Linked DNA regions of Homo sapiens: region 2 is linked to region 1. A link is a contact called in ENCODE Hi-C or POLR2A ChIA-PET data. All regions are on one chromosome and are shown on one strand. Each heading gives the region's core, a stretch centred on a gene start or an enhancer-like site at or near the end of the contact. The rest is flanking DNA. Distances are from core to core; before and after follow the strand shown. Region 1 holds the start of C3orf49 (chromosome 3 open reading frame 49). Region 2 has its middle 73 kb from the start of SNTN.

Evidence for each region. Hi-C counts contacts between places; a loop is a spot of excess contacts on that map. ChIA-PET counts read pairs that join two places held with the same protein, here RNA polymerase II (POLR2A). Pooled maps may share reads with other maps.
Region 2: a pooled map shows a loop between it and region 1 (7-fold over the local background). The contact joins the enhancer-like site here to the promoter of C3orf49 in region 1. A Hi-C loop is called at or near these places in 1 of 50 pooled maps. POLR2A ChIA-PET finds 5 or more read pairs at or near these places in 2 of 52 experiments (H1 and OCI-LY7).

Annotation. Positions count from the first base shown.
Region 1 is chr3:63,814,939-63,821,662 of GRCh38, reverse strand. It overlaps C3orf49 (chromosome 3 open reading frame 49), which reads right to left and starts at 2,364. Exons shown (of 7, transcript NM_001355236.2): 1 at 2,067-2,364. The coding sequence starts at 2,191. RefSeq lists a silencer at 2,898-3,017.
Region 2 is chr3:63,722,141-63,728,864 of GRCh38, reverse strand. No RefSeq gene overlaps it. Among named protein-coding and RNA genes, the nearest start is that of SNTN, 73 kb to the right of the region's middle. Within about 2 kb of position 2,929, at least 3 of the 41 ENCODE cell types and tissues checked have a DNase peak (open chromatin) inside an H3K27ac peak, as active enhancers do.

The sequences.
Region 1 (6,724 bases), core at 1,115-3,614:
GGGCATTCATCCAGATTTTGTGTATTAATTGTTCATATCTTTTTATTGCTGAGTAATAGTCCATGATGTGAATGTACCACACTTTGTTTAACTATTCACTGATTGAAGGATACTTGGGTTGTTTCCAGTTTGGGGCTATTATGAATAAAGCTGCTATAAACATTTATCTATAGGTTTTGTATGAACATAAGTTTTCATTTCTCTGGGTGAAATCCCAGGTTTTATATTATGCTATTACGTTGTATTAAATATATAACATATATTTCTAATATGGATTAAAACAAATTTATAACCATTAACAATGTTCTTCATATATTACCTAAAATATCTCATGTACCATCAGTAGCATATGTACTACTCTCCAGGAAAACACTGTTCTAAACAGAACCCAAATCATTCAGCCTTTTTCTGTAATTATATATGGGAAGTGGTTCAGTGACAGCCTAGACACTGGAGTTGAATGGTATTGGTTTAACTCAGGACAATTCCTAACTCTGTGACCTTGGGCATGTCATGTAACCTCTATAAGCTTTGGTCTTCTCATTTGAAAATGGGCATAATCTTTTCAGAATTATGAAAATAAAAGGAAATAATTCATGTGTTTGGAACCTTAAAAAGCATTCCATAAATGATACTTTTTATTACCATGTGGATCAGAACAGTGGGGAAAAGCCATTAACTTATGGGGAAAATCCATTAACTTAAAAGGCAAGCAGGGAGCCCACACTAGAGGGCAAAATAAGGGAGAAGCTAGCAGCCTCCCTTCTGGGACCAAGGGCAGGGTTCTGCAAAATGTACATATATGACTTCTAGGGGGTGCTATTCAATTTCATCCTTAGACTTGTGTATAGTTATTATAATGATTTTCTGGCAGATGGCAGTAAAATGTCCTGAGGAGGGAGCACCATTTCCTAATTCACCCAGAGATAACTTATGGGTAGGATTAATCTCCCGTAGACCCCTCTGAGACTCCTTTAATAATAATTTAATTTTTAAGTGATTCTACTACTATAAACATGTACACACATACACATACTGTGACACAGAACAATGCAAATACAGTTTCAGGAGATTCAGGAATTTTGAAGACCACCCATGTTAAAAGCCCAGTTCTAAGTGGTCTCAGAATCTCTAGAAGGTGTTTCCCATTCCCATCCTCCCCACTCTCATCCCCAATCTATCTAGAACATAATTAACAAAGGTGATTTAGCTCCAGAGCCTAGGAACACACTGCTGCAATTTCTGATATGAGCAGAACCCTCCCCTTCTTAAGTTTTTAAATATTTTTGTGTTGGTACTGAATTTATTTGGTTGTATTGCTTCCCCCGGAGTGCCTACTTTTCATTGAAAGTGGAAATCTCTGCAGTATTTTATTTTGTCCATGGAAGTTCACAAGCTTGGTCTTTGATGCTTCCAGGACTCATTAAAACACCTCACTTCTACATGTCTGAACTATAGCCCATGGACCTGGTAAGAGAGAAGCCCAAAGAAATTGGAAAATAAATCACCACACTGACTTTCCAAATTAAAATATATTATATTTTGGATGTTTCATACCTGTCTATATGGTTTTGTCATTGGCAAAAAAATAGCAAGTCTAAGGCAGTTTTAACGTTACATTAAACAATGTGTCCATAGTGAAATGTGATTAGTACATATTTCAGCAGCCCAAATTGCTGGGATAGGAGAAAGAAAGCACTGATCGTGGACCTATTTCGAAGAATGCACTAATGACTTTTCAAAATAATAGTATTTTCACGGGATGTGAGATGTCCAAAATTCTGATGCTGAAATATCAACATAGGATCAGAACTTATTTTAGTCTCCTATGCCACATTGAAACTTAATTTCGAGTGGAAAGGAAAGGTTTTCCCTGTTACAATTAAGATGTTTCTGATCATAAAATGAAGCTTACATTGTCACACTAGATTTCTTGATCCAACGCAGTACCCTCCCCGCCAATCCATCCAGAGTCCTCATTCCTAAATGCAATGCTTAAAAGGACATGCCACTATGCCAAACCCAAAGACTCTCATTTGACAGAAAAGGAAATGAATCTCTGTTACCTTTCTATCCCCTTCCTTTTGAATGAGCCATTTTTCTTCTTGAGTTGCTGGAATCTTCGGCACTGTCCAACTTTTCTGTAGGCAATCTTAAAGGGTTCTGGTAGATACAGCTGAGGTTGGGCCATTGCTCTCAACTTCACCTGTAGTAGCCGTTTTGGATTGTTTTAGTTCTTGAACTTACAGACTTCAATACAAAATCATCCAGTGACTGAATGTACTGTCAAGGTGTGGGCTATTCGGAATAAAATATGTAGGAAATTTTTAGAGTCTTTCCCTTATTCCCTTCCAGGTGTTAGAGACATTATTTGTGGGACTGGCCCTGTTTACAACTTCACAGAGGTCACCAGTGATGTATTTGACAGAGCTGTGTGAAATTCCATGGACCTTTGTGGAACACTTCACAGATTCTTGAACAAGGCAAATACAGAAATGATGATCTGATTGCCTCAATGCTGGCATTTGGATAGAAAAAAAAAATCAAACAACAACAACAACAACAAAAAACACCCACACACTAATTGACCACCACATTCAGAAGTGCGTATTTGAACTCTGAAGTGGTAGGGACCTATAGGAATACCAACGATACGCTGATTAACACAAGTTGAGCTTCTGTTAGATCTCTCAGTTACAGCTGGTGAATGTTCTCTGTGTCCTGTGGGACACATATGACAAGGCCAGTTGTTGTTTGGACATCTCAAAATGTACCCCAAGGGTGGTTTTCATTACATCTTGGAATTTTGCAGTGGTCTCTCAAAGTACATTGCTAAATTGAGGACCTGATCCACCCCTCCCTTCCAACATTGCCCCATTTATTTCGTGGTGAAGAGCGAATTCTGCCTGTGATGGAACTTCTCACCACAAGGTGGCAGCAGACACTAGGATTTATTCCTGTTACCCTCTCGCGGTTTGAGTTGTTCAGTCAAATAACTAGATGCTTAACAAGAAAAACTCCTCTAGAAAGGTTCTGGGAGTTACAAGAATTACTCTGCTTTCTGTGTTTGCATTAATCAATAATCTGGAGCATACTTCTCAAGCTTTCAAGTGCACACAAACTTCCTGGAGGTCTTTTTAAGATGCAGATTTCGATACAGTACATCTGGGCTGGGATCCAAGAATTTGCACTCCTAACAAACCCGCAGGTGACGCTGATGATGCCAGACTGCACTTGGAGTAGTGAGGGTCTTGTATGTTTCAGTACTGGGGAAAAGAGCTTTAAAATGGTCTAGAATGAAGTGTATAATGTTAAGGGGCTAAGAGAGTGGATTTGGGAATTATGCATGAGTTCTCATTTCTAGCTTAGCTATGTGACCTTGGCCAATTCATTTTAACCCACCCATGCTTGTTTTCTCATCCCTAAAGTGGGACAACTCATAGTGCCCAAGCCATAGTTTTATGGCAAAATTCAAGTGAAATAGAAATTCCGCTTCAGCAGGGAATGAGACCCAGGAATCCATATTCTAGGAGAGTGGGTGCAGATGTTCCTCTGTCCCTTATTTGAGAAACGCTGAAGTAGAGCATATCTAATATGCCTTGGCCAAATGGACATATGCTCCTCCCTGGTCTGTTTTTCCTCATCTGTTGGCATCCTCAGAGCACAATAAATAATAGGTGCTTGAATAAATGAATACATGAATATTTTCTTTAGCAACAGGGCAATATTTTTCATGCAATTATTGGCACTCCTGCCTTAATTCTGTTGTATTTCATCAATTATCTAGATGAATGAGATGAATTTTATGCTAGGAAAGACAGCTGTTTTTTATTTGTGCATGGGTGTCTATGTACATGTCTCTGTGTGTGCATGTCTGCATGTATGTGTGTATGTAATAGGCTGAAACACTTGCTGCTGTGGCATCTGTGACAAAACTTGTAGGTTCCCAAAGGAGTCCTGAAGCAGATGACAGAACTAGAAGGAGTGGGAAGGGGGTGGGGAAAGAGTTAGAGTATAGAGAGACATCAATTTTGAGCTGTGTCTGGATTTACATTCTAGATCTACCCCTTCCAAGCTTATGGGTCCTTGGGCGGGTAACGAAAACCTCTTTGGACCTTCATTTTCTCGTTCGTAAAACAGGAGTAATAACTGCTACCTCCCAAGCTTCTTTGAGTCATTCAGTTATTTAACAAATATTTGAATGCCTAGTGGTTCCCAGGCACCACCCTAGACACCACCCTAGACACCAGGGATACTGCAGTGAACAACATACACAAAATCTCTGAACTCATATAACTTAATATGCTGTGGGAGATGCAGGTAACAAGGAAATGAACATTTTAATTTCAGCTGGTAGTAAATGTTATGAAAAAAGTAAAAGAGGATGATGGGATAGAGTGACTGAGGATGAGGAGTGACTTTAGATGGAGCGTTAGGAAAGCCTGTCCAATGAGGTCATTGGTCCTGAATGCTGAACGGGGAAAAGAGCCAATCGTGTGAAAATTTGTGTGACCCAGGCAGATGAAACAGCATGTGCCAAAGCCCGGAGGTGGAAGAAGCCCAGTGTCTTTGAAAATGTGGAAGAAAGCGGTCAGGTGCGATGGCTCACGCCTGTAATCCCAGCACTTTGGGAGGCCGAGGTGGGTGGATCACGAGAGCAGGAGATCGAGAACATCCTGCCTAACGTGGTGAAACCCCCATCTCTACTAAAAATACAAAAAAATTAGCCGGGCGTGGTAACGGGTGCCTGTAGTCCCAGCTACTCAGGAGGTTGAGGCAGGAGAATGGCGTGAACACGGGAGGCAGAGCTTGCAGTGAGCCGAGATCGCGCCACTGCACTCCAGCCTGGGCGACAGAGCAAGATTCTGTCTCACAAAAAAAAAAAAAAAAAAAGAAAAGAAAAGAAAATGTGGAAGAAAGCTAGGGTGGCTGGAGCAAAGAGGTAGATGTGTGTGATAAGCTGGAGGGAGGACCAAATCTCTTGAGTCCTATAGATCAAATTAAAGGTTTTGGTCTTGATCTTCAGAGCAATGGGGAGTTGTTGAGGTTTTTTTGGTTTGTTTGTTGTTGTTGTTGTTGTTTAAACAGCATCTTACTCTGTCACCCAGGCTGGAGTGCAGTGGCACCACGCTCACTGCAACCTCTACCTTCTGGGTTCAAGCGATTCTTGTGCCTCCTGAGTAGCTGGGGTTACAGGCACGTGCCACCACGCCCAGCTAATTTTTTGTATTTTTAGTAGAGACGAGGTTTCACCGTGTTGCTCAGGCTGGTCTGGAACTCCTGAGCTCAGGTGATCCACCTGCCTCAGCCTCCCAAAGTGCTGGGATTACAGCCTTACTGAGGGTTTTTAGGGAACTTGTTCATATATTTATTCAGGGAAATGGAATTCAGTTGTGAAGAAAATGACTAAAATCCTTGCCCAGGAATTACAATTCTAGTGGAGGACACAGACACCAATATGTTAACCAATAGAAAATTGTTTCAGGTACTGACAAAGTATGCTATGAGACAAATAGAAAAAAAAAAACAAAATCAACAAAGAAAAAAGAATTAAAAATAAATAAATAAAAAGAAAAACAGGCCAGGCATGGTGGCTCATGCCTGTAATCCCGGCACTTTGAGAGGCCGAGGCAGGCAGATCACGAGGTCAAGAGATCGAGACCATCCTGGCCAACACGGTGAAACCCCGTCTCTACTAAAAATAGAAAAATTAGCTGGGCATGGTGGCACACGCCTGTATCCCAGCTACTCAGGAGGACGAGGGAGGAGAACCTCCCGGCTTCACGCCTCCTCGCTTGAACCCAGGAGGCAGAGGATGCAGTGAGCTGAGATCAGGCCACTGCACTCCAGCCTGGCGACAGAGCAAGACTCTGTCAAAAAAAAAAAAAAAAGAAAGAAAAGAAAAGAAAAAAACAAACAAATAAAAAGTAGAAAAACGTGGTAGAAAGTGACTGGGAGTGGGCACTCCTCCAAAATCATCAAGAAAGATCTCTTAAGGAGGTGGTGTTTGAAGTGAGACATTTAATGTTGAAAAAGAGACAAACTATGCTGAGATCTGGGAGAGGTATTTCAAAGACAGAAAACGACATGAGCAAAGGTTCACATGCAGGTGCAAACCAGGCATGTCTGAGGGCAGGAAGAAGAGCAATGTGGTGGGAACATAGGTGACATGGGGAAGGCATAGTTATGCATACGTTTTTAAAATGTTGCTGTGTGCAGCTTGGAGAATACATTGGAGAGGAAAAAGTGAGTGTTGAAAAGTCATTAGGTAGGCACTTGGTCCAGGCCGGCAACAGATGGGGGTGAGGAGTACCAGAAGTGTGCAGATCCAGGCAATATTTAAGAAGTTAAATACTGAAATGAATTGGGATATGGGGGAGATACAGTTTGGATATGTGTCCCTGAAATGAACTGGGATATAGGGGATGATACAGTTTGGATATGTGTCCCTGCCCAAATCTCATATTGAAATGTAATTGCCAGTGTTGAAGGTGGGGCCTGGTGGGAAGTGATTGGATCATGGGGCAGTTTCTCACCCATGGTTTTGTGGCATCCCCTGTTACTGTCCTCGTGATAGCAAGTGAGTTCTTGCAAGATCTGGTTGTTTAAAAGTGCGTGGCACTCCCTGCTCTCTCTCTTGCCCCTGCTTTCACGTAGTGATGTGCAAGCTCCCACTTCGCCTTCAGCCAGGATTGTGAGCTTCCAGAGGCCTCCCAAAAAACAG
Region 2 (6,724 bases), core at 1,680-4,179, 93 kb after region 1:
TAGAATTATATAATTGAAGCAAAGGGGAAATCTAGTTGACTCTGAAATCTGACCTAGATATTTCAAAAACATTAGGTTTTTCCTCATTAAGAAGGCTCCTTGGACCAGACCAGCATATTTTCACCAGTTGAAAATAAAGCTGCTATGGACCGAGACATATGCATAATGGCTTCCATGAAGTATTGTTACATGATATTTCATCCAGCTCCAAAATTATACTCCTTCATCTATAATAAATGATTTACTTTCAGTTGGAAAAAGCAAAATGATCCCTTTTGGATCAAAATTATCAAGGAATGTAATTAACAACATCTCATTTTGTTAGCTCATCATCTAAACTCTCTGTGGATCGCTTTAAATAGGAAAAATTGGCAGTTTTATTGTGTTCTTGATATATTGCACACATTGTTCCTAGTGCACCTGACTGTAGGGCCAGTCTAGATGTCCCATTGGACCTAAAACAGGTTTAGTTTGCGTTTATTGTAGTGAATAATAACATTAGGTTTACACAGTTCTTTATTTAACATTATGCAGTATCTTCAAAGGCACCAACCTACCTGATTGCAGGTAATGCTTGTGGATAAAGACTATCAATTTAACTTTTTTTAAAAAAAAATCCCTCTTCTTATTTTAATTAAAAAATCAACATGGAACACAGTAATAAATTTATTTAAAATGATTAGCATAACATCTAACCAATAGTGTTTGAAAAGTCATTAATTATATTTATTATAATAACCCAAGTCACTAGTACTATTCTTGTTATTAGCTGTGTGAGCTGTCTAGCTCCTCACACAAAACACTGCATCTTCAAATGATTGCCTACTAGAAAAGGAAATAATTCTCTCTTTCTCAACAGTTTTGGACCATGTTAATCTAATCCACAAAAATAACGTAAGTATGGCAAAACCCTCTTCTTACTTACCTTCCGAAGTCAAAGCTAGTGGTGTGGATGCTTAGCAGAGAAGGTTAGGTCGACTCTTAAAGGCCACTTATTATAATACTAGGCTTTTCTAGTTAGGGCTGCAGAGACTGAAGAAGCCCATGGGGCTGAGGGCACAAATTTAATGAATTGGGTAAAAGCCAAATTCTTCACATAGTGGGTGTGTAATAAGTGACATGGAATAAACAAAGGAAGGGTAAGCAATTTATCATGAGAAACCAAAGGAACACTTCCATTTTCAATCCAGCCCAATAGATAGACAGTTAACTAGATGGCAGGCAGGTTCCATTTCTCATTGGCATACCTGCTTTTTGGTTTTCTTCCAGACCCAGTTGATTTTCAGGTACCACCATGATATTGCAATTATAGGTCTTACTCATTGGCCCCTGTTTCTAATGTAGGGTTGCCAAATACCTAGCACAGATGCTGCTGTTCTGCACATGGACCATGGCAGGCATTGCTAATGGGCTGTAGCATGCCTATTTGCTGAGTATGGATGCACCCTGTGGTATATATGTGAAGGTGTGAAATCCAGATTCCCTTTCAAGGAAGGCCTTGATGTCCAGCTGTAGGGAGTGTGGTTAGCAGCCATTCCAGATGTCAGCAACTTTAAGTTTAGCCTCAGCTACAGTGCACTCCCTGACTGAAAGTCATGCCTCTCCTGGAACAGCATTCACCTAGTGACTGAGCCAGGTGGCTGCTAGGTGAGGGGGTTTATAAAGACCCAGCTCTTCCTTCTAATGGGAAATACCAGTACCAGCTCCAGAGCTCTTCTCCAGGGTGGCCGCGGTTTTGTCAGACTTGAATTGTGTTTGTCTTCTCCCTCTGCCAAAACTTCTCCCTTTGCAACCATTGATCCCTAATAAACATCTCCTACCTCAAACACCATCTCAAGATCTGCTTCCAGAGAACCAATCCTAGAAGTCACTACCAACAGATTGGAGCTGGCTTGCAGAAGGAAGCTCACTTTGCCTGCCTGTCCTAAGGCGAGGGTTCACTGATAGGTGATACACTGATACAAGATACTAAGAACATTCAGAGAATTCCTTTTGGCCTGTTGGCCAATGGGGGGAATACAGCCAGATACCAGTGATATGGCTCACTTTAGCAAAAAAAAAAGTAGGCCTTCTTTCAAAGCATCGAAGAATTTCTTTCATTGTCGAATATACAGTTTCTCAACCTTGGCACTATTAACATTGGCCTGACTGTTGTAGTGGGCTGTCCTGTGCCTTGTAGGAGGCTTAGCAGCATCCCCGGACTCTACCCACCAGCTGCCAGTAGCACCCACTTCCCACCAGTTGTGACAACCAAAATTGTCTTCAGGCATTGCCGAAAGTCTCTTGAAAAGCAAAGTCTACCTGGTTGATAACCACTGGTCTAAGAGTTCTGCCTGCAGTAGCAGCCTCTTGGTAAAGTAATCTAAACCCTTAGAATGTTTGTTTGTTTGTTTCTTTTTTTGAGACGGAGTTTCTCTCTTGTTACCCAGGCTGGAGTGCAATGGCGCCATCTTGGCTTACAGCAACCTCCGCCTCCCGGGTTCAAGCAATTCTCCTGCCTCAGCCTCCCGAGTAGCTGGGATTACAGGCATGTGCCACCATGCCCGGCTAATTCTGTAGTTTTAGTAGAGACAAGGTTTCTCCATGTTGGTCAGGCTGGTCTTGAACTCCCGACCTCAGGTGATCTGCCCACCTCAGCCTCCCAAAGTGCTGGGATTACAGGCGTGAGCCACTGCACCTGGCAACCCTTAGAATGTTTTGAAATGCTACTTGGCAGGCTTAGATCCTGATCTGAACTCTTATCTCAAGAAAGTGGGAAATGGCTACTTGAATTAATCATCACCAAAACAGAAGAAGGTCAATTACCTGTTTAACACCTTCTTTGGCAACCTACCCCAAAACCTGTTTCCTAGTTAAGGATGTTGAATTTCTAACAAGGCTGCTGGCAGCTGTGCCAAATCTCAGGCTAGCTCTCCGACTCCCATATCTCCATCCTGGGGAAGGCCCCCTCACCCCCAGTGGCTTGCAGGTGGGTGGCGGTTTCTGTTTACACATTGCAGGAGGCTACATTCCTCATGCTGTTGATAGCACTGAGGGCAGCAGATTTTCTGTCCTTGGGACTATGTGAGCTTGAAAGGGCCAAAGTCATTTACTGAAAAGCTAAAGAAATAATGGGTTTCATGGGCACTTCCCAAAATAATTAGCACTTAAAGACTGTTGGAATGTTTGGGATCATATATGAGTGTATGTATGTGTGCACAGGCTTATTTAAATATTCAGTCATTACTTTTCTGTACAAGTAATACATACCTACTGAAGAAAATTCAAAACTATGAGTGAACTAAGAGCAGAAAAATTAAAAATCATGCATAATTTTACCATCTAATGATAAATATAATTTATATTTTGAAAAGCAATCTTCTGAATTACTTTCCTTTAATATAAATATATGAAATATGCATTTTATGATGAAAGTAGGATCATATTGTGATATTGTTTTGCAACTCTCTTTGTTCTACTTATAAGTTTAGGCTGAGCCTATATTTTTTGCATCTCTACATTCTTTTTTGATGGGGGGTGATTGCTGTGCCTTCATTTACAATGAAACCTTCTGAAGGAGGGAGATTTTTCTTATGACTAACCCCACTCTGATTTTCAGAGGGGGTAAATCAAGGCTAGGAATGTGAAGTATGCTGACCACATTTCTGGCTGCCTCACCAGCACCCACACACCCAACACCGCTCCTCACACCCTCGCAATCCTGGGGAGGGAGGGCTAATGCTGACTCACTTAGCTCTGCCTAGAATCCTGAATCCTGAAGGAAATCACCACTGATAATATAATAGCTGTACAGGAGCTTCAAAACAGCATCCGCAGTAGTCAGCACAGAGCCTGTTAATGCCATTACATAATACCTATCAATTGATAGGATTTACAAGGTAATAGAATGACAACTTTTCTCATAAAACCAAACTTTTCCTATCTTTCAAGGTAAAGCTTTTAATAAATGTGCTTTGGGCTGAACTTTGAGAGCCTGTTTGCATCAAGAATGGCAGATTGACCTGTGAGATTGTTGCAAAGAGTTTCCATGAGGCACAGGGGCGATACAGTTCCTTTTCACAGTTGGCAGTTGGGAGCTAGAATTGCTTTAGCATTAATTATTCCTGTGACCTTGGGCCAATCACTTCCTCTCTCTGTACCTCCATTTCTTCCTCAGTACAAATATTCTTCAAAAAAGCGAAAAAAAAAAAAAAAACCACCCCAAAGCGAGTACTTATCTGGCTCTTTCTCTGAGCAAAACAGTCTGGTGCTGGAGACTCAGCAGTAAGATAGATGTGCTGTGTGTCTTCAGGGAGTTAAGTGTCCACAGCTGGGCTGTCCATTACGAAGCCATTGGCTGCGTGACAGTACCGAGCCTTGAAATGGGGTTGGTCCAAATTTTATTGCGCTGTAAAGTGTAAAATACACACTGGATCTTTAAAACTTAGTGTGAAAAAAATGTAAAATATACCTTTAATAGTTTTTTAATATTGATGACACATTGAAATGGCAACATTTTAGATATTGGGTTAAATAAAGTAAATGATAAAAATGAATTTCATCGGCTTCCATTCATTTTTTAAAAAATGTGACCATGAGGACATTTAAAATTACATTTATGGCTCACATGACAGTTCTATCGGGCAGTGCTGGTCTAAAGGGGAGACACAAGGAATACAACATAGGCATCCAAGTGCTTGGTTCCAATGGTGCTAAGTGCTGTGAAGTACAGGGTGCAGTGGAGGTAGTCAGGAGAAGCATGGGACCTCCTCCCAGGGGTTCCTCAAAGATGAGAGAGTGAGCCAGGTAAAGAGAAAGCTAAGGGTAGGAGGGGAGGGACCTTCCTGACAAAAACAATAGCAAATATGAGTCGGTAAGTTTGAGAAAGAGAAGGAGGGCTGGGGTGGCTGAGTACAGCAGGGAAAGGGAAGACATGGAGAGGGCTGTGGAGGCCCATTTTCTTTCTTTTTTTTTATTTTTTATATTTTTAAGTACTTTATTTCTTCTATACAAACCAGCCAACTTCTTCACACTATGAGAAACAGATAATTAGTCTTTGCCTGTATACAGGATTCATGTAATACCTTTCAATTAAGAGTTAGTGTTCTAAGGAGGAAGCTCACCTATGGAGGAACTTGTATGTATCCATTTTTCCATTAATGAAAGTTCAGCCTCTCATTAAGTTTTAAAATTTTGATTGCCTAGAAACCCACTACTAAAATTAGTGTAAAACTGTGTTAGTTATTGTCAGTATTAGTTTAGACTTATTTCATATAGTACGTAAGTTTTAACTTTTTATCTCTGTTATACAGTCTAATTACTTACATTTCTTTTATTTATTTATTTATTTATTTTGCCTGTTGAAAGCATCTATTTTAGAAAAATTTTTTTCAACTTTTACTTTAAGTTCTGGGGTACATGTGCAGGATGTGCAGGCTTGTTACATAGGTGAACGTGTGCCGTCATGGTTTGCTGCACAGATCATCCCATCACCTAGATATTAAGCCCAGGATCCCTTAGCTATTCTTCTTGGTGCTACCTCATAACCCCTCAACCCCTGACAGGCCCCAGTGTGTGTTGTTTTCCTCCATGTGTCCATGTGTTCTCATCATTCAATTCCCACTTGTAAGTGAGAACATGCAGTGTTTGGTTTTCTGTTCCTGTGTTTGTTTGCCGAGGATAATGGCTTCCAACTCCATCCGTGTCCCTGCAAAAGACATGATTTCATTTGTTTTTATGGCTGCATAGAATTCCATAGTGTATATGTACCACCATTTTCTTTATCCAGTATATCATTGATGGGCATTTAGGCTGACTCCATGTTTTTGCTATTGTGAATAGTGCTGCAATAAACACATGTGTGCATGTATGTTTATAATAGAGTGATTTATATTCCTTTGGATATATACCTAGTAATGGATTCCTGGGTCAAATGGTATTTCTGCCTCTAGGTCTTTGAGGAATCACCACATTGTCTTCCACAGTGGTTGAACTAATTTAAACTCCTATCAACAGTGTAAAAGCATTCCTTTTTCTCCACAACCTCACCAGCATCTGTTGCTTTTTGACTTTTTAATAATAGCCCGATAGGCATGAGATGTTATATCATTATGGTTTTGATTTCCATTTCTCTAATGATCAGTGATGTTGAGCTTTTTTTCATATGTTTGTTGGCCACATGTATGTCTTCTTTTGAGATGTGGCTGTTCATGTCCTTTGCCCACTTTTTAATAGGATAGTTTGCTTTTTCCTGTAAATTTTCTTGAGTTTCTTGTAGATTCTGGATATTAGACCTTTGTCAGATGGATAGATTACAAAACTTTCTTCCCATTCTATCGGTTGTCTGTTCATTCTAATAATAGTTTCTTTTGCTGTGCAGAACCTCTTTAGTTTAATTAGATTCCATTTGTCAATTTTTGCTTTTGTTGCGATTGCTTTTGGCATTTTCATCATGAAATCTTTGCCCATGCCTATGTTCTGAATGGTATTGCTTAGATTTTCTTCTAGGGTTTCTATAGTTTTGGGTTTTACATATAAGTCTTTAATCTATCTTGAGTTAATTTTTGTTTATGGTGTAAGGAAATGGCCCAGTTTCAATTTTCTGCATCGGACTAGCCAGTTCTCCCAGTACCATTTATTAAATAAGGAATCCTTTCCCCATTGGTTGTTTTTGTCAGGTTTGTCGAAGATCAGATGTTTACAGGTACACAGTCTTATTTCTGAGTTTTATATTCTGTTCCATTGG